Regions from separate parts of the Homo sapiens genome. Here regions 1, 2, 3, 4, 5 and 7 are each linked to region 6. A link is a contact called in ENCODE Hi-C or POLR2A ChIA-PET data. All regions are on one chromosome and are shown on one strand. Each heading gives the region's core, a stretch centred on a gene start or an enhancer-like site at or near the end of the contact. The rest is flanking DNA. Distances are from core to core; before and after follow the strand shown. Region 1 holds the start of SUCLA2-AS1 (SUCLA2 antisense RNA 1). Region 2 holds the start of RNASEH2B-AS1 (RNASEH2B antisense RNA 1). Region 3 holds the start of MED4 (mediator complex subunit 4). Region 4 has its middle 67 kb from the start of DLEU1-AS1. Region 5 holds the start of RB1-DT (RB1 divergent transcript). Region 6 holds the start of SETDB2-PHF11 (SETDB2-PHF11 readthrough). Region 7 holds the start of ITM2B (integral membrane protein 2B).

Region 1 (3,165 bases), core at 167-2,666, 1.4 Mb before region 6:
CTAAATTCCCCATTTTCTAAAAACTAAATAGCACTCTTCTAAGATTCATAAGAAGGAAGTTCAAGGTCAAAAAGTCACTTCTATCGGGAAGCAAACTCACAGAACTCACTACCCCTAGGCTGAAAGTATGAACAACTTCAATAAAAATGAAAAAAAAAAAAAAAGGTAGGGGCGGGAGGGCCCTAAATCAATTCATACTATGACATGTATGAAGAGTTACTTCAGAAAAAAACCCAAAACTCTGGAATTGACTTAGGACACCAATAATGCCCTTCCACAGTTTTTTGTTGTCAAAGTTGGAAGGAAGATGTTTGTTTTCGAAGTTGTGGAGCCAACTCAAGTACACGGCTTTAGAACCAGACACCTCTGGGATTAAATCTCAGCTTTGATCTTACCTCCTATATGACCTAGTCCAAATTACTTGTTCTCTTAACCATAATATGTTCAACAATGATGCAGGTGTTGAATGACTTCCTCACAGTTGCTGAAAAACCTGAGAAACTACACGTAAAGCGCTTAGCACATTACCTGGCACACATCAAATATTCAAAACAAGGCCAGTAACTATTATGCTATAGCCTATCCAGAAATAAGGCTATACAAAAGATTATTTTCTTACCTCTCCAACTGGTTAGGTAGAAAACATAATCTTATTACTGCTATTAACAAGTAGAACAGTATACAACTACTTGGAGGAGAGGGGAAACTTCCCTACCTTGCCCCACAAAAGGCAAGTCAGTAAGCACCGCTGGTCCTCTGACATTCCCACCTATGACAGCTCCCAAGAAACACAAAAGTACTTTTGAAGGGCATTCCCCCCTGCCCAAAAAGGGGCGGCGCAAGTCTCAGCCCACCGTGCCAGACGCCGGAATGGCAGCAGAAAATGTCCTGACCCCCTCACCTCCACTCAGAGCCCACCTGCTCCCGCCCATCTCTTAGAAACTGCAGGAGCAGCCACGGCCGGGCCGCCGGGGATCCTCGCGGACTAAGGGCTGGGTCAGAGCCGCGCAAACATGGGCTCGCTCGTAGTCCTGGCGAGCAGCACTCCCAGGCAAGTCGCCCGAGGGCCTTGCAGGGCACCCAGAAAATGTCACTGCCGGCGAAGTGACCCCGAGCCGGGCCACGGGACCCCTCACACCTCACCCTTTCTCCTGCCGACCCTCGAGACGACAGCGGACTGGAAGGCATTACCTGAGCAGCAGCCCGCTGGGCCGTCCGAGGCCGGTGGTTCCGAAGGGTGGCCACGGCCACTAGCCTGCCGTAGAACATGGAGGCCGCCATTTCTGAGTCGGACCCCGTCCCCTCGGCGCCGCGCGCAGGCGCACAGGCGACAGGCGGCCCAAGGCGCAGCCTCTCTGCAGCGCTCACCTACGCCCCGCCTCGCGCCACCCGTTGGGGGCGGGGCCTCGGGTTAACACTGCAGCCGCTAGACCAGCTCCCTGGCGGGCGCGGAGCAAGCTTTGACCTTTGGAACTGGGCACCGCAGCCCCAATATCTGCCCTGCGGTCAGAGCAACCTGAACACTTCCTAGTGAATTGCAATGTAAAGGTGACCAGCGCCGCCACTTGGGTGATCTTAACTTCTCTCAGCCTCAGTTGCCTCATCTGTAAAATGTGTTTCATTCAAGAAATGATTACCCAGTGTCTACTTCGTGCTAAACAGCCTTGAGCCCTTGGCCTACAGCAATGAATAAAACCATTTGTGATGCTCAAAGAGAAGATGGTCGGTGTAACGCGCTTGTGATGCTCAAAGAGAAGATGGTCGGTGTCATGCGCTTCTGATGCTCAAAGAGATCGGTGTCACGCGCATCCGTGTGAAGACACCGCCAAACAGGGTGTGAGCAATAAGGCTGTTTATTTTAACTGGGTGCAGGCGGGCTGAGTCCGAAAAGAGAGTCAGCAAAGGGAGATAGGGGTGGGGCTGTTTTATAGGATTTGGATGGGTAGCGGAAAATTACAAAGGGGGTTTTTCTCTTACGGGCAGGGGCGGGGGTCACAAGGTGCTCAGTGGGGGAGGTTCTGAGCCAGGAGAAGGAATTTCACAAGGTTAATCACTCAGTTAAGGTGGGGCAGGAACAAATCACAATGGTGGAATGTCATCAGTTAAGGCAGGAACCGGCCAATTTCCCTTCTTTTGTGATTCTTCACTTGCTTCAGGCCATCTGGATGTACACGTGCAGGCTTGGGCTCAGAGGCCTGACAGTCGGCCACTAGTTACCAAAGCTGGTGGCAGGCTGGAGTCTCCAGGGAAGCTATTGATTGATTGATTGACTGATTGACAGGGTCTTGGTCTGTCACCCAGGCTGGAGTGCAGTGACGCGATCACAGCTCACTGCAGCCTCAACCTCCCATGCTCAAGGGATCCTCCCACCTCAGCCTCTGGAGTAGTTTGGGACCACAGATGTGTGTCACCAGGCTTGGTTGATTTTTTTATTTTATTTTTTTAGGGACAGAATCTCTCTATGTTGCCCAGGCTGGTCTCCAACTCGTGGGTTCAAGCGATCCTCCTGCCTCAGTCTCCCAAAGTGCTGGGATGACAGGTGTGGGCAACCACACCCAGCCAAGGATCTGGTTTTTGAAAAGATAAATAAATTTAACAAACCTCCAGCAAGACTGCAAAGAAAAAAGAAAAAGAGAAGACACAAATTACCAATGTGAGGAACATACCAGGGAATATAATTACAGAACCTTCAGACACCAAAAAGGAATGCCATAAATAACACCACATAACATAAATTTGACAACTTTGACAAGATGAGCGAATTCTTCAGAAGGCACAAATTACTACAAATAACCTAATATGAAAAGGTAATTTAAATAGTCCTCTAACTAGAGAAAATTGTAATTGTAATTTTTAAACTAAAAAAAAAAAAAACCTGAGATCTCCAGGCCCAAAAGCTTTCACTGATGAATTCTATAAAATGTTTACACAAGAATTAACACCAATTCCATACAGCCTCTTCCAGAAGATAGAAGAGGAAGGAACAGTTGCCAATGTACTGTATGAAGTTAGAATCACCCCACTACCAAAGCCAGCAAAAGACCGTACAAAAAGAAAAAAATACCAACACTTCTCATGAATATTGATGGAAAAATCCATAGCAAAATATTAGCAAATATAATTCAGAAATATATAAAAAGAATTGTACAATATGACCAAGTGGGA
Region 2 (3,301 bases), core at 78-2,577, 1.5 Mb after region 6:
CTGAGCCCAAAACTGTGCACCTCTTTTAGTGATGAGGACGGAGTCCAAATTGAGGACATCCCTTGTAGCTCACAATGCACACATATTCTCACATCAATAGCAACACAGAATGCAACTGATGACCAATATATATTCACAAATAATTGAGGACCATGGCTAAGAGTTGCATTCGGATTCCGATGTGACTGCTATTGTCCTTAACACGGACTAGCTCCAGGTGAGTCCCCCGGCCCCGGGGGTGTGGCGGGCGTCACCCGTTGTCCGGGCACACACCCCGCAGACCCAATCCTAGCCCGCTGGCTAGACCATGGAGGGCCGCTGGGTGCAGCCACAGAGCGCGGGGCCCCGGCGACCCCGCCCCGCTCCGCGTCACTCGGCGCCCTGCGGCGCGCGATGAGCACCTACCACTAGCGGAGCCGCGAGGGAGAGGCCGCGGCCCCTTCCCGTTGCCTGCGGCCACCGGCCGGCATTCAGAGCCCCTCGCCTGGCGCTAAATTTAAAAACGTAACACGAGCAGCAGGCTGGTCTCGGAAACGAAACGAAATTCGGTCCCTGGGCCTCCTCCCGGGCGCTGCCGGTCCCTCAGCGCGCCGCGCCACCCGGAACAGACCCTTCTCCCGCCATTTTCGGCGGGGCTGGGAGACTGAGGCCCGCGGCGCTGAGCCTGCGGCGCCCCGGAAGAGGCGGGCGGCATGGCCGCTGGCGTGGACTGCGGGGACGGGGTTGGCGCCCGGCAGCACGTGTTCCTGGTTTCAGGTAAACACGCGCGCCCGGGCGGCGGGGTCGGCCCAAGAACTGGCGGAGCGGCCCGCGACCCCGGGCGCGCCGCCCCCCACCCCGGTGGCTCCCACTACCCGGCCCGGCGCGGGATGGGATTCTCTCTGGGACAGCTGGCCCCGCATTTTGGTCACACGTCATAGCAAGCCGCGGTTTTCAAACCCGGAAGCGCCGAAAAGGACCGAGCGTGTTTCCCGGGCCCTGATCCCCGGTGGCTCGGGTGGGAGGGTGGAAGCCGACTCAGCCTGAGGGGAGCCACGCGGGTTCGCGGTCACCGGTGCGCTGCGGGCCCCGGAGGTTTCTGCCCTTGGTGTCCCCTACCTGGCAGCTGGCCCTGCTTCTGTGATCCTACTGGGTTGGAACCAGGGATCCAGTAGGCTCGAAGTGGCCTCAGACGGTGCGCAGTTTTAAGAAAGCAAAGGGACAGGCCTGCAGTGGCGAGGCAGGAGGGAAGCGGGATGGGAGTCGCGGTTAGGCCAAGGGTAGTTCAAAGCGATTCAGCAGGATGATGACCACAGGAGTGCTGGAGCCGGGCCTTTCAGCCCCCGTGTGGATGATGACCGGCCATCCAGGACATGCGAGGGCTTGGGACAGTGGACAGCCAGTGCCACACAAGGAAGGACCGATTAAATGACACAGTTAAAGGAATTTGGCCTAGGGAGTGCAAGCCAGAAAGGTTTGGTCTTTTTATATATGTAACATTGGAAAAAAGGAACATCTCCTGTTCCCTGTATTAAGTTTTGACTTTAGCTCAGCAAATGCAGTGTTTGTGGCAGTAAATATACTCTGATAACAATATTCTTTCCCAGGAATTTAGAGTTTTATGATGGTTATTGAAAATGTTTACATGACAGGCTGTCAATAATATTTTTTGCCTCTAAAAATAAAACATACATAAAGTGTACGGATTTTAAGTATGCAACTCACTGAACTTTTCATACGTATACACCACCCTAGTAACCATCCCCCAGTTCAAGATGTAGACTGTTTCCAATAACGCCTCATGCCTGTTCCTAGATAGCCCCAGGAACCTCTATGCTGACCTCTGTCACCAGAGATTAGTTTTGCCTGTTTGAATAAGAGTGTACCCTTTGTGTCTGGCTTCTTTCACTCTGAAAGATTCATCCTTGTTGTGAAATTCATTCATGTTGTAGCAGTTGTTTGGTTGGTTGGTTAGTTTTTTCATTGCTGCTTCTGTTTAATTGTATGAGTATCCATACTATGTATCTCTACTGTGGATGGACATTTGGGTTGTTTCCAGTTTGCAACTATTACAAGTTACACTTCTCAGAGCATTCCTTTAGGCGGCTTTTGGTAGACATGGGCACTCATATCTCTAGGGTGTATACCCTGGAGTGGAATGGCTGGTTCTAGTACTTGTGTGTAGAGCTGTAGTTGACAATGTTAAATGGTTTTCCAAAGTGGTTATACTGATTTATATTCCCACAAGCAGTGTATGAGAGTTCCCATTGCTGCACATCCTCGGTAAAAACGTTTGGGTGGTAAAACAGCTAATGCAAAATTCAGGGTTTTGACAGAATCTCGCAAAGGGCTACCCGTATACATGCTTTTCATTAGAAAAATCATCCTTTCTTCTCACTTCGTCACATCAAGACAATTAGATTTTCAGAGTAGGAACTCTAATCATTCTTTCAGAATCAAGTGCATTATTGTTATTTCAGATATACACAATAGCTGATGATAATTTGAGCTTCTTATTTTGTTGTTCTGTTTAATCAGTATTGACATCGTCATTTTATACGTGTGTTTGTGTCCTTGTATTAAACACAAAACCCTCAAAAGAATTAAATATTGATTGTATCCCTGAAAATTGTAGGTTTTAATATATCTACTGCTGGGTTGTGGGAAGAGTTTCAGTTGAGTTTCTGTTCAGAGCTGAGATCTACTGTGACCTTTTAAGGCATTGGGGGAGGCTGAGCAGCTGTTGGAACTGCTAGAAAGAGCTGTGTGGTCAGGGGGGCAGGAACTCTTAACAGTTAAAAACTTGAGCTACCAGCTCCTGCAATTCTTCCTTCTGGCCTTTAGCGCCACCTGCAGGCTCTGAGGGTACAACAAGGTTTGACAGCGACTGCAGTGCAACACTAGTTCTCAAACTTGAGGGCATCATTTACCTGGGGAGCTGGGCCTCAGTTCCCAGAGGTGCTGGTTCAGTAGGTCCTGGGCTGGGGCCAGAGAATGTGCATTGGTAACAAGTTCCCAAGAGATACTGATGCTGCTGGTCCGGAAACCACTGCCCCCACCCCAGGAACCACTGCAGTAAAGACTTTGGGAACTAGATTGGGATATAAGAATGACAAGCCTCATGTTTGGCCCTCTTTGTGGTGGGCCAGAATTTATATGGTCAAGGAAGTGCATGTAAGTGCAGAGTGTGAGGCTCATCTTCCCAGATGTAGTTGTCGTCTTTTCCAGAAGATGAGAAATCAGCCTGCTTAGTTACCCATTCGGGAGTTGGAAACGATATGCCCTTGGCTGAGGGAGCACCATACTCCAGTAAAGCTGGGCC
Region 3 (3,329 bases), core at 778-3,277, 1.3 Mb before region 6:
TCCCAGCATACTGCATTAGAATCCAGACACAATTCCCCATAGAAATAAAATTTCCATAGCGGTTAGAGCCTACATTATTAGCAGTAATACACTTTTCAGGTAAACAGAATTAACAGGCTGGTGTGGAAAACTCAAGATTCCTATCAACATGGTTCTGTGGAACAATGAGTTTTGAGTTACAAATGGGTTAAAAAAAACGTTTAGCCTACAACCTGTGTTTCAACTTTTTAAGACTATCTCCTTGCATTACATTTTATAAACTAATAAATATCCCGAAAGGCTATATAATCAGGTTAATAGAAAAAAAAAGATCCTAAGTTATAAATCCACTATTTTTAAAGAGGCTAAATCTAAAAATATGTAAGGTATATTCGTGATTTTTCTTCTCATTTTCATAAATGCAAGCCAGACACAAATTACATTCAGAGACTGACAAACTTCACAGATCACAGAATCAGTACACATAACTACCTCTGAGTGAACACATGAGACCTTTCTGGAAGCCAGTCACACCACCAGAGCAGCTTCATTCTGTGAAGAAGTTCCAATGATCCGCCCGCCTTGGCCTCCCAAAGTGCTCGGATTATAGGCGTGAGCCACCACACCCGGCCCTAATACAGTTTATTTTAAACAGTGGATCAAACACATAAGCCATTTAATTTCTGCTGTCTAGGTGTTTTCGGGTTTTCTTCCATCATTAAATATTGTGCTGACCTGGTAACTTGGTAGCAATACGATGGCAAGGACTAAATTTACACCAAAAATAAAGTGCTGATTATATCACGTATATTTTAAAATACAACAGGTAAGATTTATTCTAAAGCTGTCAAAGAATGTTGGCTATAGAAAAAGTGACATTTGAGCTGGATTCTGAAGGATATATGAATCATTCACCAAATCGGGAGTAGACTGGGAATGGCACTGAAGATGTGGAAGTCTGACTAAAGAATTTGAACTTTACCTCACTGGACAACGCAAACCTACCAATGAGGTAGCTTTTATATAATTTTTCTGCAGAAAAGTGATATAAGATGCCTTTTAAAACTGGTATCGGCCAATATAAAAGGATAAAGTGCAGAAGCATGAGGCAATTAAAACTGTTTGGGAGGCTACATTTAAGAAGGAGTTATGAACAGCGGGGTTGGAACGAGAGGGCAAATTGGAGCGACACTTTAGGAGGTAGAACCAAGATAATTTACCATCCAAGTCAATGGGAGGGAGTCAAGGAAGGCTTCAACTTGAAAGACTTATCATGAAAGGTGACAGAATATGAAGAACGACATCTAATTTCATCTCCTATCTCTGACACACAACCATCCTAAACAACTTGCAACTCCACCAAGCCAGGCTTTTTGCACTTGCTGTTCCATCTATCTGTGCTGCCTAGTGAGTTTGGCGAGCTCATGCTTCCCAAGCAGCACTTTCTTCAGAGGGCCTGCCCTGACTACAACCAAAAAAGGTGCCTAGTCCCTGTGCTCCAGTACCCCGCAGCGCAGCCCTCTAATAAAAACAGGCCCCAAGCCAGTTTACACATCTGTCTCTCTCTCGACAGCTGGCATCCAGTCTACCCTTCACTACCGTCTCCCCAATGCTGAGCCCCCAAGGAGCGTTCCATAAATGTTAAGTGGCTGGCCGCGGACGAAGAGGCTCAGACCGCGCGAGTTCTTATCATTACTAAAATTCCCTCTAACGGGAAAAACCGCCGCCCAGAGTGCCAGAGGGCTGCGGACCCCACGTCCATGACCCTCATGCACCCGAAACTCCCGAGCTGGCCCTCCCCGCCGAACCCCGAGAACGAGCACAAACGCAGGGCCGGCCGGCTCCGGGGTCAGTCCCCCGGCCCAGCTCCAGCCCGGCTCTCAGGCTCGCCGCATTACCTAGACAGGACCTCCAAGTCCTCAAGCGCAGACAGCAGCCGCTCTCGTGTGCTGTTACCACCCGCCACTCCCAAACCGCCTCCCAGCCGCTCCTTCTCCTTCTCACCACTCGAAGACGCAGCCATTTTCCCCAGAGTCCCGCCACCGGCGCACGCGCAGAGCGAGCTGACGCAGGTGCGTGGCGAGAAGGCGGGCTCGGAAGGCGGAAGAGTCACCCAGGAGAGGAAAAAGAGGCCTGGCGAGAGCGCCCCCTTTGGGCCTGGAGGCGCACTGCGGACACCGGCGCCATCTGTTGGGCCGGCGAGGGCTTTCTGGTCCAAACCCTGGGAGCGACAGCTGAACTGAGAACAGTGGGGGCAACGCAGTCTGATTCTCCTGGGCCTAATGGTTTTTTTTCTTTCTTTCTTTCTTTTTTTTTTTTTGAGACGAGTCTCGCTCTGTTGCCCAGACTGGAGTGCATCGCCGCGGATGTCTTGGCTCACTGCAAGTTCCGCCTCCTGGGTTCACGCCATTTTTCCTGCCTCAGCCTCCCGAGTAGCTGGGACTACAGGCGACCGCCACCACGCCCGGCTAATTTTTTGTATTTTTAGTAGAGACGGGGTTTCACCTTGTTAGCCAGGATGGTCTCAATCTCCTGACCTCGTGATCCGCCTGCCTCAGCCTCCCAAAGTGGTGGAATTACAGGCGTGAGCCACCGCACCCGGCCCACCTTAACCATTTTTAAGTGGATAGTTCAGTGGCATTAAATACATTCATACTGTTGAGCAACTATCCATCTCCAAAACCTTTTATCTTGTAAAACAAACTCTGTACTCACTAAATGCTAACTCCTTATCCCTCCCTTCTCCAGGCCCTGGCAACCACCATTCTACTTTCCATTGCTGTAAGTTTGGCTACTCTAGGTACCTCATATAAGCAGAATCATACAGTATTTGTCTTTTTGTGTCTGGCTTATGTCACTCAGCATTATGTCCTCCAGGTTCATCCATGATGTAGCATGTGCTGGAATATCTTTCCTTTTTAAGACTAATATTCCATTGTATGCATATGGCACCTTTTGTTCATCCATTCATCTGACGATGGACAGTTAGGTTACTTCCACATTGCTATAATCCATCTTTATAGCCATACATCTTCCAACAAAATGTTTTGCTCATTACTCAGGTTAATTATTGAACTGAAGGAACCAATACAGTACATAAGTAGTAGTTAATTAACATAGTTTAAGTCATTGATGTACCACACATTCCAAACCAGAACTGGTTGTCAAAGGCAAAAATACGTCTTAGCCTACTTTTCCTAGGGATAACAATGTAGTAGGGATCACTCTCTACCAGAAAAAAGCAAAGTTACAAGCCTATTGGGAATGAGGATTCCATATTGCTATTATAAAAGATGGTCTGGGACTGCCTCACTCCCATGAGGTAGTAGTACCTGTAGTCCTTTCATTTC
Region 4 (3,452 bases), core at 614-3,113, 1.2 Mb after region 6:
TTACATCTTTTTAAAAAAATGTAACTTAGCAGTATATCTTAAAGATTGTTCACTGCAGAAACTGTGGTTTCATTTATTTATAGCTGTATGGTATTCTGTAGTATGGATGTGCATGCCTACAATCTCCTGTCTGTAATTCCTAAAATTAAAAACAAAACAAAACAAACCTCTGTGAACCAAATAGCAAACTCATTTGGTGGCAAAACGTGACTTAGACTGATACAAGGACTGATATATAAGGTTCAATGCCCCATATGAGCTTTCTAAATTTCAAAACATTCTGACATGCAAACCACATCAAAACCCAGGGTTTCAAATAAAAAATTGTGGAGCTGAACTGTAATTCATTTAACTAGACCCTTGTTGACTGGCATTTGGATTTCTAAAAGTACTTTTTGCTATTACAGTGTGGTAGTAAATAATGTTGTATGTCACTTCACACCTGTAAAATAACATACATAGGATTAATTTCTAGAATTGGGATTTCTAGGTCAAAGAGTAAATGCATTTGCAATTTTGACATATTTGGCTAAATTATCCTCTGTAAAGGTTTTATATCTTCTCACCCCTCATAAGCTTATTCCCCCAACATTCTTCTTTTTCAGTCTTTCCATTTGAGAGGAGTAAGCATCTTTTCATACTTTAAATGGCTACATTCAGTTCATTTTCTGTGAGCTGTTCGTTTATTTATTTTGCTCATTTTTTACATTGGATTGTTGAAGTTTTTTTTAGTGATTTGTCAGAGTTCTTTATGTATAAAGGAAATGAATCCCTTGTGATACAATCTGCAATTTTTTTCTAGTTGACTTGCTTTCAACTTACTTGTGGTGGCTTTTGCTGTTGGGTTTATTTGTAGACTTATTTATTTATTTGTTTTCTCTCTCTGCAGACAACTTTCCTTCAGACTATGTGTTTTTTTAACTCCATATGTGGCATAATCTATTCTGATTTTTCTAAAGAAAGAGAAAGAAGTAAAGGATGCAGGGCAAAAAGCTATCCATATGATTTAGGTCTTAGGAGACTCAGGAAATTGATAGGCAACATTGAACATTTTAAATTCAGCACTTACTAAGGGTTTTGTGTTAAGTTTTTGTATCTATCTATAACAATAGCAACTTTCATTAGTGCATAGTACAATAATAGAATATATATATCTTAAAAACAATTTTGTTTTTTGTCTCAGTCAGAAAGCACAACCGTGTGCACAGTCACCTAACCATGTCTATTCCCTGTCTCTTGCTTTCCTTTTTCAAAGCATGTTTTGCTCTGTGGGTGTGCATGCCTGTGCGTGTGTTTTGTTTTTAAAGACATTGCTCATGTGCATAGTGCAAAGGTCATTAAAGAGAAAATTTGATTAGTTATTAAGTATGTTGTAAATATATTGGTATTGAAGACTATTTATTATATTTCCAAAGAAAAGATAAATGTTTCAAATACTTTAAGATAAAGAAGACTTCTGTTGAAATCCCCAATTAACTTTAAACTTTTCAAATCAGCAATCAGAATGAAAGGTGGTTAACCATCTGACATTTTGGCAATCTTGTGACATATACCGTAGTAAAGGCCAAAAAAACTGGAATTGAGTTTCATGAGAGGGAACAGATTCTAAGATTCGAGTGCAGAGGTGCCTGCATTATTCGAGTGCAGAGGTGCCTGCATTATTGTGGCTCTATTTGCTGTCTATTTCACTTGCCTATGCTTTGGGCCAGTGTAGGCCTCTTCTCTTTTCACTTTAAGCCTGTGGTTAATTTTCAAGTAAGAGGGCCCCATGGGGTGAGGCCCAGAGGAGGCGAAGGCTGGGGGTAGGTCAGGCGGGGGCGGGTGGGGGGGGGCCTGCAGACCACAGCCTCTGTTTATCCGCAGTGCAGGTGCAAGGCAGTGGCGGGAAGGCGGTGCCCCTGGGACTTCTCCCAATCAATCACCCCACCTAGGCCACCGGGTGGCCCCTTGGGGCTGCCTCACACAAAGTGCAGCCTTTCTCTGACATCCCAAACAGGCAGAGAGGCCAGAGTTCACAGAGAGCAGGGCTTTCACTACTTGGCTGTTTTTAAAATGTAGTCAAGTTAAACTGCAGGGAGAGTCCCAAATGGTAAAAATCTAAATAGTCTCACTTTCAGTCCATCTCCCTGCTCCCTGGAGCTGCTCTGACCTTACCTTCGATTTCCTGTCTTGAGCCTCCCCTCTCCATTTGAGGGGGTCACTGTTGTTTTTTCCCTCCTGTGAAACTCCTGCTTAGCTTCCAGCCTTTGGAGAAAGTGCTTAATATTTTCAGCAGTGGAGACTTCCTTTGCAGGCTTCAGAAAGACAATTTTCTTCGGGGAAGAAAGAAAGTGAGACCATAGCCAATGCAGCAGCTGACAGCCTCTAGCCAGACAGATGTTAGAGGAGGCAGAAGTGAGGAAAGATACAATATACTTTGGGGAATTTGTTAATCTGAAATTATTAATTATACTCTTGCTAAAGGCATTGTATTAAAAATCGGGCAACAAGAGAAAGAAGTAGAGATGCAGTTTCTACAATTCAGTTCACAATATACTTGAAAAGATCAAATAATGGCACATCAAAAGTAGAAACAGTAAATGGGTTAGCTCGGGGTTTAAATCCTAGTGCTGCTAGTTCATAGCTATATGACCCTGGCAAATTGCTTAACCTCTCTGAGCCTCTATTTTCTCATGAGTAAAGTGGAGATAGTGAGAGTATATACCTCCTAGGATTGCCCTGAGGATTAAATGAGATAAGTATGTAAAGTGCATGTCACTGGACTTGGCCTTCAGCAAGACTTAGTGAATGTGAGTGTTCATTGGTACAAACTCTGTATATGTTACAAGAGTACACAGTAGGACTCCTAGGAGTTCAGAAACGGGCAGGGCCCCCGTGGCTGGGATGATCAGAGAGAAGCTGCCACGAGGGGAGAAAGATTTGGCTTGAGTCAGAGAAAAGTAAAAGAACTTATATATGTGGAGGATTTTAGCTGAGGGGATGGCAAGTGGGTGGTACTGAGGCTCCCACGGCCTCCCCATTTTATGTGAACAAGATGAACTTCACTATTATCATGTTATATATTGGGGGGCCAGGGTCTTCCAAGTAAGACTTGGTGTGAAGAAGCTTTTTGTTCACACACACACACACAAATTGAAAACCAATGACTTGCTTAAAGGCAACTGGTGGATGAGACAAGAGCAGTATCTGAAAAGAAGATTTACATTCCCTAATGTGCATTTGTTCAGGGAGTCATTTGATAAACTTACCGAGGACCTCTTATGTTCTAGGTAAGAGGTGGAGGACACAAAGATCACTGAGATACTGTGGCTCCTGCTCCCGGCTTCTACTCGTGGGACAGTCAGCCACTTAAGTGAACATAAGATGAGCAAAGGGTGCCTGGGGCCATCACACTGAGCAAAGAGCCATCGGGGCCATCACATTTGCCAGGAGCACAAGGGTGGAAACTGAAA
Region 5 (3,295 bases), core at 412-2,911, 1.1 Mb before region 6:
GCAGACTACTCCTTATCTTTCAAATGTCAAAACTGCATCCTGAGCTCTTGCCTAAACTAATCTGGGGTGAGGTGAATGGAAGTAGCACTTTAATTGTATTCATTCTTTGTAGCTGGACCTGGGCCTGGGCCCTATCTCCTGACATTTGCCCACAAGAAAGATTTCTGAAGTTAGGTAGGACTGGCTGTTGAGTAGGCCAGTGCTTGCCAAACCTTTACACATCCTCACATATGTCATAATATGCAGATAAAAAGATAATCCCTTATACAACTTGCTGGGATAAACTCAGGAGGCTTACAGCCATGACCTGCTTGAAGGTTCTTCCTGCCTTAGACCTTGCTCAGCTGCTCCAGGATGAGGGGATTTACATCACAGCACAACTGTATTTTATTCACAGCATAAACCATCTCTTTCCTTCTCAGTTGACGAGTTCAGATGGGCAATAACAGTGTCTGCCAAAGAGAAAAAAAAATGTATTCAAACTAGATAATCTATTGGTACAAATACCGAGACACAGAAGTGATAACAGCTTTAAGCCAATGTTTGATGGTGGTAGTCCCAGCAAGCTCTTTTCTGATGTCTTTGTGCCTTTGCACATGCTCCTTCTCTGTCACTGTTTTCTTCATCAAACATAATATAATGGACAAGTGGAATCAAATAGAATTGAGTTCAAATTCTCTGCTACCCATCGGCCCTGGTATTGGACAAATTAACTCCTCTGAGCCTGTTTCCTCATCTGCAACGTAGACTAGCTAATACTACCCATTGGAAAGCGTTGTTTCTTAGCTAATGCATGCAAGGCTTAAAACCTAGATGACGGGTTGATAGGTGCAGCAAACCTCCATGGCATACGTATGCCTATGTAACAAACCTACACGTTCTGCACTTGTATCCCGGAACTTAAAGTAAAAAAAAAAAAAAAAAAAGAAAAGAAAGAAAGAAAAAGAAAAAAAAGGCTGTTTCTGGGGATTAAATAAGACAATTATGTAAGGTGGCCAGCACAGTTCCTGGTACATAGTAAATGTCAGGCCTGCCTGACAGACTTCTATTCAGCAGCTACTGCTCCCCTGAAAATCTTCCTCAGACGTTTCCACGGTGCTTCCCGTTCTTACACCACTACAATCCTTTATTACACTACTATCCGTTCATTCCCCACAGCTCCCTCCCTTCCTTTCCCTAACCAGTGATCCCAAAAGGCCAGCAAGTGTCTAACATTTTCTATCTTCTAAGTGACTGGTAAAGTTCCGCACCTATCAGCGCTCCAAGTTTGTTTTTGTTTTGGCCGACTTTGCAAAACGGATTGGGCGGGATGAGAGGTGGGGGGCGCCGCCCAAGGAGGGAGAGTGGCGCTCCCGCCGAGGGTGCACTAGCCAGATATTCCCTGCGGGGCCCGAGAGTCTTCCCTATCAGACCCCGGGATAGGGATGAGGCCCACAGTCACCCACCAGACTCTTTGTATAGCCCCGTTAAGTGCACCCCGGCCTGGAGGGGGTGGTTCTGGGTAGAAGCACGTCCGGGCCGCGCCGGATGCCTCCTGGAAGGCGCCTGGACCCACGCCAGGTTTCCCAGTTTAATTCCTCATGACTTAGCGTCCCAGCCCGCGCACCGACCAGCGCCCCAGTTCCCCACAGACGCCGGCGGGCCCGGGAGCCTCGCGGACGTGACGCCGCGGGCGGAAGTGACGTTTTCCCGCGGTTGGACGCGGCGCTCAGTTGCCGGGCGGGGGAGGGCGCGTCCGGTTTTTCTCAGGGGACGTTGAAATTATTTTTGTAACGGGAGTCGGGAGAGGACGGGGCGTGCCCCGACGTGCGCGCGCGTCGTCCTCCCCGGCGCTCCTCCACAGCTCGCTGGCTCCCGCCGCGGAAAGGCGTCATGCCGCCCAAAACCCCCCGAAAAACGGCCGCCACCGCCGCCGCTGCCGCCGCGGAACCCCCGGCACCGCCGCCGCCGCCCCCTCCTGAGGAGGACCCAGAGCAGGACAGCGGCCCGGAGGACCTGCCTCTCGTCAGGTGAGCGAGCAGAGCCGCCGTCGCCTCACGCGGGAAGGGCGCCCCGGGTGTGCGTAGGGCGGGCGCCAAGGCGGCTCGGCGGGGATCCGTCCTCGCCAGGGGCCGGGTCCCGGCGGGAGGAGGCGCCCTCCCTGCCCCCCGCCACGGCGGAGCGTCTGCAGAATGGTGACAGGATTCTGGGTTCTTGGGCGAGGGGTCTCGGCTTCAACTTGACAGGTGTCGGGCGGGTGGGGCTAGGGTCCTGAGCGAAGTGACAGGTGCAGTTCCCTCTTGTGAGGCTCGGAGGCAGAGGGTCGTTGCGAGCGTCCATCAGACGCAAAAAATGAAAAATAAAAATACAAAAATGGTGTCTGTGGGAGAGTTTTTCACCGGAGAATTGGAGTACTCCGGTGGTCGTCTGACTTTCTGTTTTGGTTCACGCGATGCAACAGTTGGGAAGTATTTTCTTCCGGGCGTGCACTGCATCTGAAGTCCATTTGTGGGAGAGGCCGACCAGAAAGCCTTGGACAAGAAGCGCAGGGTCCTGAGTGTCCATTGCCCACAGGATACTCGGCTCAGGAGCTTTGCGGCGTTTCCTTAGAACAATAATGCATCGAGGCCTTGGGGACTCAAAGCCATCTGTAGTGATTGATGGAGCGTAACTCTTTAGAGGAACTGAAACATGGGCAAAACTTTCATGAGACATTTACCAGAAGTGCTTGAAAGTTTCTAAACTTTTTTTTTTCCTGTTTGATGAACTCTTCTTGCGTGTTAGTCGGCTTCGGCTTGTCTCATTATTTCTTCCATTTTGCCTTTTGACTTTGAACCAGCAAGGATCTTGGTGTCCCCTCTTTTTGCCTTTGTTTTTGGCACAAAATTAGTGGTTCTGTGCGCAAATGGAAATTTTCGTTTTCCCTTATTAAGTGGAATCTAAATTTAAGCAAGTCCATACGAATGCACTAGATCTTGAAGGGAAGTATTTATTGTATTACAACATCTTACTTTTCTTGATTTTTCTACTTTATGGTTAAATAGCTATGATTGAAAGAGTGTAATTGTCATTATTGTCAGCACTGGTTCTACTTTGAGACAAGTTCATTGCAGAGGGAATGGGACTTGTTTCTGTTTTTCACTATTTTCTCTCCCATTCTTGTCTATCACCAAATCCTTTCACCCTCACCCATTTCTTTCCACTCGGTATACACTAACAATTCACGGCAGAAAAGATTGAAGTGGGATTTAGGAAATGGCCCCTGGAAGGCTATTAAAAATTTATATATTTAAATGGACTGTCTTATAGGTCAGTT
Region 6 (2,995 bases), core at 243-2,742:
CATCTCAAAAAAAAAAAAAAAAAAAAAAAAAAAAAAAACATCAATTATTTTGCTGTTTGTTTTGTTTTTTGGTATTCCTGATGCGAGATGTCTTTATCATGTATTGTTGATTAGGTTGTTCATCAGTTAATCTTGAATAACTGAAATCTAAGCTGAAGGCAATAATACATCGGCTTTCTTTTCATGCAAGTCAAACTGCTAAAATCTACCACAAAATATTAGCCTTTCATCAGCTTGGTCTTCAGATCCAATACATTTTCCCCTCAAATGAAAGACAATGCAATGCCATCCACAACAATGCTAAAAAAAAAAAAAAAAAAGGAGGAGGGAAACAAGGTTAAGTCCTGTCTTCTTCCTCCTACCCCAAAAAGAGCTCAGAAATTAAGGTGCTTTCCCTAACAAAGCCTCCTCCTGCTCCATGAAGTGACCAAGCATGTCATGGCAGACCCAGAGATTTATAATCTTCAACATATCGTTATCGGGGAAATCAAGATTTGACAAAATTCTTCCTTCACGCCCCGTTTCTGCAAGACCACCACTTTCTAGCTTAAAATAAAGAAAAAAAAAAGACAGCTGCAGGAATGCTTGGCTGCCCGCTAATGTACAATTTTGCCCAAACGCAGAACTTGACGCCCACTATTACCAAAGGATGGCCTTAGTAAAGTAACCCCCGCGAAGAGCAAACTGTTTAGCAGCCGCTCCCTCGAAAAGGACGGAAGAGGAGGTCTCTTCTGAACCTGAGGATAGTAGAGAGGCACTCCCCTTCCACTACTAGCTTTGCTCCTTTCTCAATCAGGCAGTTCATCAGCTAGCCTCCTTTGTCAAAGGGGGTTGATGGTCAGAATCTTTGCGAGACAAAAATTACTAAAAGAGCTCCCAGGAACCAATGTTAAGGCATCAAAGGCCCCGCCCAGCCCCCACAATGATCAACAAACCAAAACCTGGGATCCCTACTATTACCACCACCACAACCATCACCACCACCACCACCACCATTCCTCGCTCTCTCTAGCCAGGGATGAGACTCAGGCCCAGGAAACCCATCCTTTCCGCAAGTAGGAAGGCGCTGGGTCTCCTCCCTTAGGCCTCTCCTTTACCCCATTGTTCTCTCCGGACCCCTCCACTACGGCCAGGCGCTATGTATGTTTTCAACCCCCAAGAAGCCCAGTCCCAGCCACACACAAGATGGCAGCCTCACACCTACCGGAGGAAACAGCTGCGCCACCACTCCAGTGATGCCGGCCTCTCGACTACGAGTAACTCCATTGGCTCAGCTACAGTGCGCGAGACAAGCCGAGAGCGCTAGCAGTCAATCGGGAGGCGGCGCGCTCGGGCGCCACTGCGGTGCCAGCGGTAAGTGCGCCGAGTCTCTGAGGCGTGAACCAGTGGGGAGTGCGACCAATCAATGGGCTCCTGGCTGGGTGGTGGGACGGCCGGCGTCCGACTCCTCCCATGTAGTGATCGGTTTAGGTAGGTCGGCCTGGTCCCCGGCGGAGGTTACGCCTTCCCTCATCCCCGGTAGAGGCAGGGCGGGACTGTTGTGGTTGAGATGAAGGCTAGTAAATGGTGAAGTACTTCCCGGCCAGAGGGCACCTGCGCTCGGGAGGTTTGGGCGGCTTGGCGTCGGAGGAGAGCCCCACCCGCGGAGGAACCCAGCCTTGCCAACGGAGCTGGCGGAGCTCACTCCTCAGGTCAGGCGGGCGGCGTAGAAAACGCAGCGGAGCCAGGTGAAACCAAGGCACCGCCGTGGCTGGCCCCCGACAGTTCCTCTAGCCGGGAGGTTGGAGGAGCTGAAAACGCCGCGGAGCCCTCGGCCGCCCGAGCAGGGGCTGGACCCCAGCCCTTGCAGCCTCCCTTCTCCTGGCACCCAAGTGCAGTCCTGGCTGCAGAAGGGGCCGCGGGCGCACTGAGTTTCCAACCTCCATTTCAGCCTGTCTGTCTCAGGGTGCAGCCTTAATGAGAGGTGATTCCTAAGCTGCTGGGAACCTGAGGTTGTCAAAGGGGCGGCAGGAAATGGACAGCAGTATAAAACCCAGAAGCAGAACTTGAAGGTTAAACCACTAGCCCATTTCACAGGTAAGATTACACGAGCCCTTAAATACAGCAAGTTCAGTCATTCATCCAAGATCATGGAGTTCAGATTAGATAGTAACACTTCTGACTCGCTATCAGCCACAGCCCAATAAGTAATTAAGTAAGGAAAGATATGTAATTAACTGTGCTCTTTGGCATGTGGAAACCTGCAGTGAGCTCTGTAAATACTAACACATGAGGCCAAGGAGAGGAGTAAATTTGAAGAGGTCAAATGGAGTAACCAAAGCATAGGCTCTGAAACCATGCTGCCTGGTTCCTTATTTCGTGTCTGCCACTTACGGTATGGCATTCCTTAGCTTCCTCATCAGCAAACGAGCTGCTAATTTAACCCACATGACTGTTAGGGGGATTAAATAAGAACACGTGAAGTAGTTAGAAGCGTGACTAACCCGTGGTTCTTAAGCGTGACTTAACCCGTGGTTCTGTCGTTACAATTAAAACGTAAGGAGCCGAGAGGAAATGGTAAACGTGTTTTTAAAGCCTGTTTTAGAAACGAAAAGGAACCATACATTGAAGCAAAGCAGACTGGCTTAATTATTTTTCTACCAAAATGAAAAAGTGAGAAGGGGAAAAAAGTTTTTTAAGCCCATTTACTCTCTGAAATATTAACACCAGTTGTCTCTGGATGATGGGATGGTGTTTAAATTTTCTCCTTTATGCTTTATTGTATTTTGCAGATTTTCTCCAGGAAACATGTTTTACTTGTGCACGTTCAGTTTTCAAATTTTCAGGTGTGAACGCTGGTGAGAGCTGCTTAAAAACAAAGCTATGGGCCGGGCGCGGTGGCTCACACCTGTAATCCCCACACTTTGGGAGGCTGAGGCGGGCGGATCACCTGAGGTCAGGAGTTCAAGACCAGCCTGGCCAACGTGGTGAAACCCCGTCTCCACTAAAAACACAA
Region 7 (3,434 bases), core at 915-3,414, 1.2 Mb before region 6:
TAAAAACAAACATGGTTGCTGGTGATATGCAGAGCTGGAATCAGATTCATCTTGCTCTCTCAAACTCAACGTCAAAAAGGAAAACAAAGGTCCTCTAAGACTCCCTTTACATTTGGTAGTTAATAGTAACTTATAACTATGTTTTTAACTTTCTTTTGTTGAGTCATGGACTCTCCTCCTCCCTGGCTCCTAAGTTTTCAGGGTCAACGGGCAACCTTTTCTAAATCACAAGACTGGATTTGCTATGTTTGGTCTTGCTCCAGCGTCTTTATTATCCCTGCTGTTGTGCACTACACAGTTCTGTAGACACATGAGATAAAATGGAGAAAAAAAACCAGGAGATTATTCCCAGACCGGTTGCCAACTGATTTTAAACTGTTGCTCACTGCAAGTACACAAAATAATGAATGGTCTTTTATTCATGAGTCTTTCAAAATAGAAATCCTGGGGCGGGGAGGATTTCTAGTTTTGTCAACCTCATTTGTTCATCCTTTGCCTCAGCTTCCTAGTCTGTTCAGTAGTGTTGTTCACGAAGAATTTTGTTTTATTTTCTTCTGTAATTCCTTTTTTCCCCCCGGAGTATAATGACAGCCAGATTCTTCTCTATCATCTACTGCAAAATGCCTTGAGTATTTTTCTACCATCTTATTTTAACACAGAACGAAGTAGGAAGGATGTACATATAATTATTTATAATCCTCCAGATCTTGCTTCCAGAAATACTTAGTCTTCAACTGTAATGTCTCAGGGAACCTATTAAACTAGGGAGCTGGAAGCAGTCGTTGACTTTGAGGAATTAGATAACATTAGATACTATGAAAGTCCAGTCCATAGAGTCAACCTCACAGAGCCGATGCCTGCACAAGGGCGACCCAGGAGTTTAAATAAGTTGCTGCAAGTATGGTTAGCTACTGTTAAAACTCACCAGAACTGGAACCTAACTCATCCTCCTCTTGGTTGAGCAGATTTCATTTTGACAGGAATTTCTGAATACCCAAAGCAAACTCAAAGTCTGGCCTGGGTTTCTATCTCAGCCCAGGATGCTTCTGAAATACATGAACAGAAGGATTTGGAGATCTTGGGCTGTTTCCCTGGGACTTATGATCTGACATTCTATGGAAATACCCAACTCCCTCCTTGAGCAGGGCCAAATCCCCAAAGATCTCAGACTGAACCCACTTTTTTCAGGGTTGGCCCAAGGCAGAGCTGACACAGCTGTAACATTCTAGAGCACACCCACAACTCTGGATGAACCAGGACAGAATGGGGTGGAAGGATACAAGATAACACATTTGTCCAAGGGGGCCGTCTGTTGACACAGTAATGAACGCAGTAACGACGGGAGCCAGTATTCTACCTCGCATTAGTTGTAAATGAAACGTCTTCAAAACATGAGAATTTTGCGTTATCCTTAATTATTTTTTCATTTTGCAGAAAAATAAAGGGACTCGTCATCGAGTACTTTGAGTCACAAATCAGCCAAGTGTGCATGTGGTTTTTTTCCAAGTACGCACAAGAGTGGAACATTTCGTTTTACGAGTGTGAGATGTTTGAAATACAAATCTGCCAAGAGCTTCCTCCACATTGGTCTGGGACTAGGCAGAACAGGCCCTGACCTCCTGAGAGAGGGAAGGAAGACCAGGCAGGTCTGAGCCAGGTAAACGCCCTTGGGTGAGGTCCGTGAAAGATAAAGTCAGATCTCAAGGACAGAGAGCTTTAAACATGTTTGTGCTCCACTGAGTCGGTTACCTAATAAGTGAGAAAATGAAGATGTGGATGCACAAAAATTCCATGGCCTTTAGGCTCGCGGTGGGGACAGGGTACAGGGAAGCGGCGGTCTGGTGCTGCCAAAGGTTAGTCCCTTGTACCCGGCGAACTCAGGAAAGTTCACTCGATTTCGCTACAAACCTGCAGCACTCGGCCTGGAGGTAACCTGGTTGGGAGCGAATTCAGAACTGGAAATTCCAGGCGGCCCAGAGGGACACCCATCCCTCTCCGAGGCGCGCCGGGATCCGGCGCCCAGCTGCGGGGCGAGGGCAGGGTCCCGCGCAGCACCCCACCCCCGGCCGCTGGCCCCGCCCCCGCCCCCGCCCCGCCTCCCAGGGGATGTGCGAGCAGTCTCCGCCCTCGCGCGGGAGCTGGGAGGCTGCGAGATCCCTACCGCAGTAGCCGCCTCTGCCGCCGCGGAGCTTCCCGAACCTCTTCAGCCGCCCGGAGCCGCTCCCGGAGCCCGGCCGTAGAGGCTGCAATCGCAGCCGGGAGCCCGCAGCCCGCGCCCCGAGCCCGCCGCCGCCCTTCGAGGGCGCCCCAGGCCGCGCCATGGTGAAGGTGACGTTCAACTCCGCTCTGGCCCAGAAGGAGGCCAAGAAGGACGAGCCCAAGAGCGGCGAGGAGGCGCTCATCATCCCCCCCGACGCCGTCGCGGTGGACTGCAAGGTCCGAGCCCGGGGAGGTCGAGGAAGCGGGTGCTGGGCCCGGCCGGGGAGGGCTGCGCGGACTGCAGCGGCAGTGCGCCCCGAGGTGGCGGGCGCGGGGCTCGCGCCGCGGGGACAAGTCCCCGAGAGAGCCCGGCGCTCCCGTTTCCTGTGGGTCCGCAGCTCCTTTGTAAGGAAGTGCGTGTGCTGGAAGCGGTGCCTGACGCGGGGTCGGGGGCTTGGGAGGCCTGGAGAGGGAACGATTGGCTAATTGTGCCGAATTCCCGGTCGTTTGTGCAGTCCGGGGAGCGTGCGTGCAGCCAGGACTTGGCTTGTTCGATCTGGGGACCGGCAGCGACAGGCACAACAACAACAACCGAGTTTGGCACTTCCTTCCCAGTATAAATAATGTACCTAAAATGGCTGACATCATTACAAGCCTAAACCTCTGTTGTTTCCCACTTTCGTTTCTAGGCTTGAACAGCACTTGGACTAAGTCCAGCAACTGTAAGCGTCTTAATTTTAAAAGCGTTTCTTTACCTCCTTTTTCCACGGCCCTTCGGTAGTGGCAGGTGAACTTCACCTGGAGAGGGGACGAAGGGACAGTCCGCCCGAAGTAGGTTTGGGCTGTCTCTTACCATTACTAGTAAAGGCCAGTAATGACTATGTGGATGTTAGTGAAAAACCAATTGTTGGCATTTAAATTGTATCAGCGTCTTTGTGAGGACTCCTGCTGCGTGAAACTAAACATGAGAAATTTGCCCCCGGGTCCCTAATAAAATTCTCCTTTATTTTACAAAATCTCCCTTTAATCCTAGGAAAATTCATGAAGTGGGGCTGTTACTGTGTTGACTTTTAGTAGGTTACGATCATATTTACTTAAATATGAGTGTAATTGTCTCATAAGTTAAAAAAGCCCACAGCCTCTTACCCAGACCCTTTTTAGGCTGCAAAAATTAGAAATTAACTGTAAAGTTATGTTGCTTATCTTATTTTTTGTTGTTGTTAGCATTTTTCAAG

The links. A loop is a pair of places that touch in the nucleus more often than their neighbours do. ChIA-PET counts read pairs that join two places held with the same protein, here RNA polymerase II (POLR2A). Pooled maps may share reads with other maps.
Region 1: a loop to region 6 is called in a map of CD4-positive, alpha-beta T cell, with 8 times the contacts of the local background. The contact joins the promoter of SUCLA2-AS1 here to the promoter of SETDB2-PHF11 in region 6. A Hi-C loop is called at or near these places in 3 of 168 maps with a recorded cell type or tissue (CD14-positive monocyte, CD4-positive, alpha-beta T cell and CD8-positive, alpha-beta T cell) and 6 of 50 pooled maps.
Region 2: a loop to region 6 is called in a map of CD8-positive, alpha-beta T cell, with 21 times the contacts of the local background. The contact joins the promoter of RNASEH2B-AS1 here to the promoter of SETDB2-PHF11 in region 6. A Hi-C loop is called at or near these places in 3 of 168 maps with a recorded cell type or tissue (CD8-positive, alpha-beta T cell and naive thymus-derived CD4-positive, alpha-beta T cell), 3 of 37 single-sample maps with no recorded cell type and 15 of 50 pooled maps. POLR2A ChIA-PET finds 5 or more read pairs at or near these places in 2 of 52 experiments (T-cell and WTC11).
Region 3: a loop to region 6 is called in a map of naive thymus-derived CD4-positive, alpha-beta T cell, with 16 times the contacts of the local background. The contact joins the promoter of MED4 here to the promoter of SETDB2-PHF11 in region 6. A Hi-C loop is called at or near these places in 3 of 168 maps with a recorded cell type or tissue (CD4-positive, alpha-beta memory T cell and naive thymus-derived CD4-positive, alpha-beta T cell) and 10 of 50 pooled maps.
Region 4: a pooled map shows a loop between it and region 6 (7-fold over the local background). The contact joins the enhancer-like site here to the promoter of SETDB2-PHF11 in region 6. A Hi-C loop is called at or near these places in 2 of 37 single-sample maps with no recorded cell type and 4 of 50 pooled maps.
Region 5: a map of CD8-positive, alpha-beta T cell shows a loop between it and region 6 (8-fold over the local background). The contact joins the promoter of RB1-DT here to the promoter of SETDB2-PHF11 in region 6. A Hi-C loop is called at or near these places in 2 of 168 maps with a recorded cell type or tissue (CD8-positive, alpha-beta T cell and naive thymus-derived CD4-positive, alpha-beta T cell) and 17 of 50 pooled maps. POLR2A ChIA-PET finds 5 or more read pairs at or near these places in 1 of 52 experiments (HepG2).
Region 7: a loop to region 6 is called in a map of CD8-positive, alpha-beta T cell, with 5 times the contacts of the local background. The contact joins the promoter of ITM2B here to the promoter of SETDB2-PHF11 in region 6. A Hi-C loop is called at or near these places in 3 of 168 maps with a recorded cell type or tissue (CD8-positive, alpha-beta T cell and ascending aorta) and 17 of 50 pooled maps. POLR2A ChIA-PET finds 5 or more read pairs at or near these places in 1 of 52 experiments (activated CD8-positive, alpha-beta memory T cell).

What each region holds. Positions count from the first base shown.
Region 1 is chr13:47,999,989-48,003,153 of GRCh38, forward strand. It overlaps SUCLA2-AS1 (SUCLA2 antisense RNA 1), which reads left to right and starts at 1,417. Exons shown (of 2, transcript NR_189308.1): 1 at 1,417-1,834; 2 at 2,447-2,703. It overlaps SUCLA2 (succinate-CoA ligase ADP-forming subunit beta), which reads right to left and starts at 1,285. Exons shown (of 11, transcript NM_003850.3): 1 at 1,192-1,285. The coding sequence starts at 1,281. RefSeq lists enhancers at 920-969, 990-1,039, 1,060-1,249, 1,626-2,825 and a silencer at 1,370-1,479.
Region 2 is chr13:50,909,385-50,912,685 of GRCh38, forward strand. It overlaps RNASEH2B-AS1 (RNASEH2B antisense RNA 1), which reads right to left and starts at 1,328. Exons shown (of 3, transcript NR_046552.1): 1 at 1,099-1,328. It overlaps RNASEH2B (ribonuclease H2 subunit B), which reads left to right and starts at 407. Exons shown (of 11, transcript NM_024570.4): 1 at 407-756. The coding sequence starts at 693. RefSeq lists silencers at 222-651, 662-901, 1,112-1,161.
Region 3 is chr13:48,093,077-48,096,405 of GRCh38, forward strand. MED4 (mediator complex subunit 4) reads right to left here and starts at 2,028. Exons shown (of 7, transcript NM_014166.4): 1 at 1,878-2,028. The coding sequence starts at 2,002. RefSeq lists a silencer at 1,237-1,531.
Region 4 is chr13:50,592,693-50,596,144 of GRCh38, forward strand. No RefSeq gene overlaps it. Among named protein-coding and RNA genes, the nearest start is that of DLEU1-AS1, 67 kb to the left of the region's middle. RefSeq lists a silencer at 1,785-1,984 and an enhancer at 2,085-2,284. Within about 2 kb of position 1,864, at least 3 of the 41 ENCODE cell types and tissues checked have a DNase peak (open chromatin) inside an H3K27ac peak, as active enhancers do.
Region 5 is chr13:48,302,041-48,305,335 of GRCh38, forward strand. It overlaps RB1-DT (RB1 divergent transcript), which reads right to left and starts at 1,662. Exons shown (of 3, transcript NR_046414.2): 1 at 1,251-1,662; 2 at 299-452. RB1 (RB transcriptional corepressor 1) reads left to right here and starts at 1,711. Exons shown (of 27, transcript NM_000321.3): 1 at 1,711-2,009. The coding sequence starts at 1,873. RefSeq lists enhancers at 839-1,564, 1,565-2,288, 2,363-2,412, 2,653-2,722 and a silencer at 1,863-2,152.
Region 6 is chr13:49,442,782-49,445,776 of GRCh38, forward strand. SETDB2-PHF11 (SETDB2-PHF11 readthrough) reads left to right here and starts at 1,493. Exons shown (of 21, transcript NR_135324.2): 1 at 1,493-2,076. It overlaps CAB39L (calcium binding protein 39 like), which reads right to left and starts at 1,283. Exons shown (of 11, transcript NM_001079670.3): 1 at 1,205-1,283. SETDB2 (SET domain bifurcated histone lysine methyltransferase 2) reads left to right here and starts at 1,493. Exons shown (of 14, transcript NM_001160308.3): 1 at 1,493-2,076. RefSeq lists enhancers at 661-730, 1,100-1,872, 1,111-1,190, 1,873-2,646 and silencers at 1,199-1,679, 1,351-1,400.
Region 7 is chr13:48,231,042-48,234,475 of GRCh38, forward strand. It overlaps ITM2B (integral membrane protein 2B), which reads left to right and starts at 2,165. Exons shown (of 6, transcript NM_021999.5): 1 at 2,165-2,436. The coding sequence starts at 2,320. RefSeq lists silencers at 2,041-2,400, 2,411-2,620 and an enhancer at 2,676-3,373.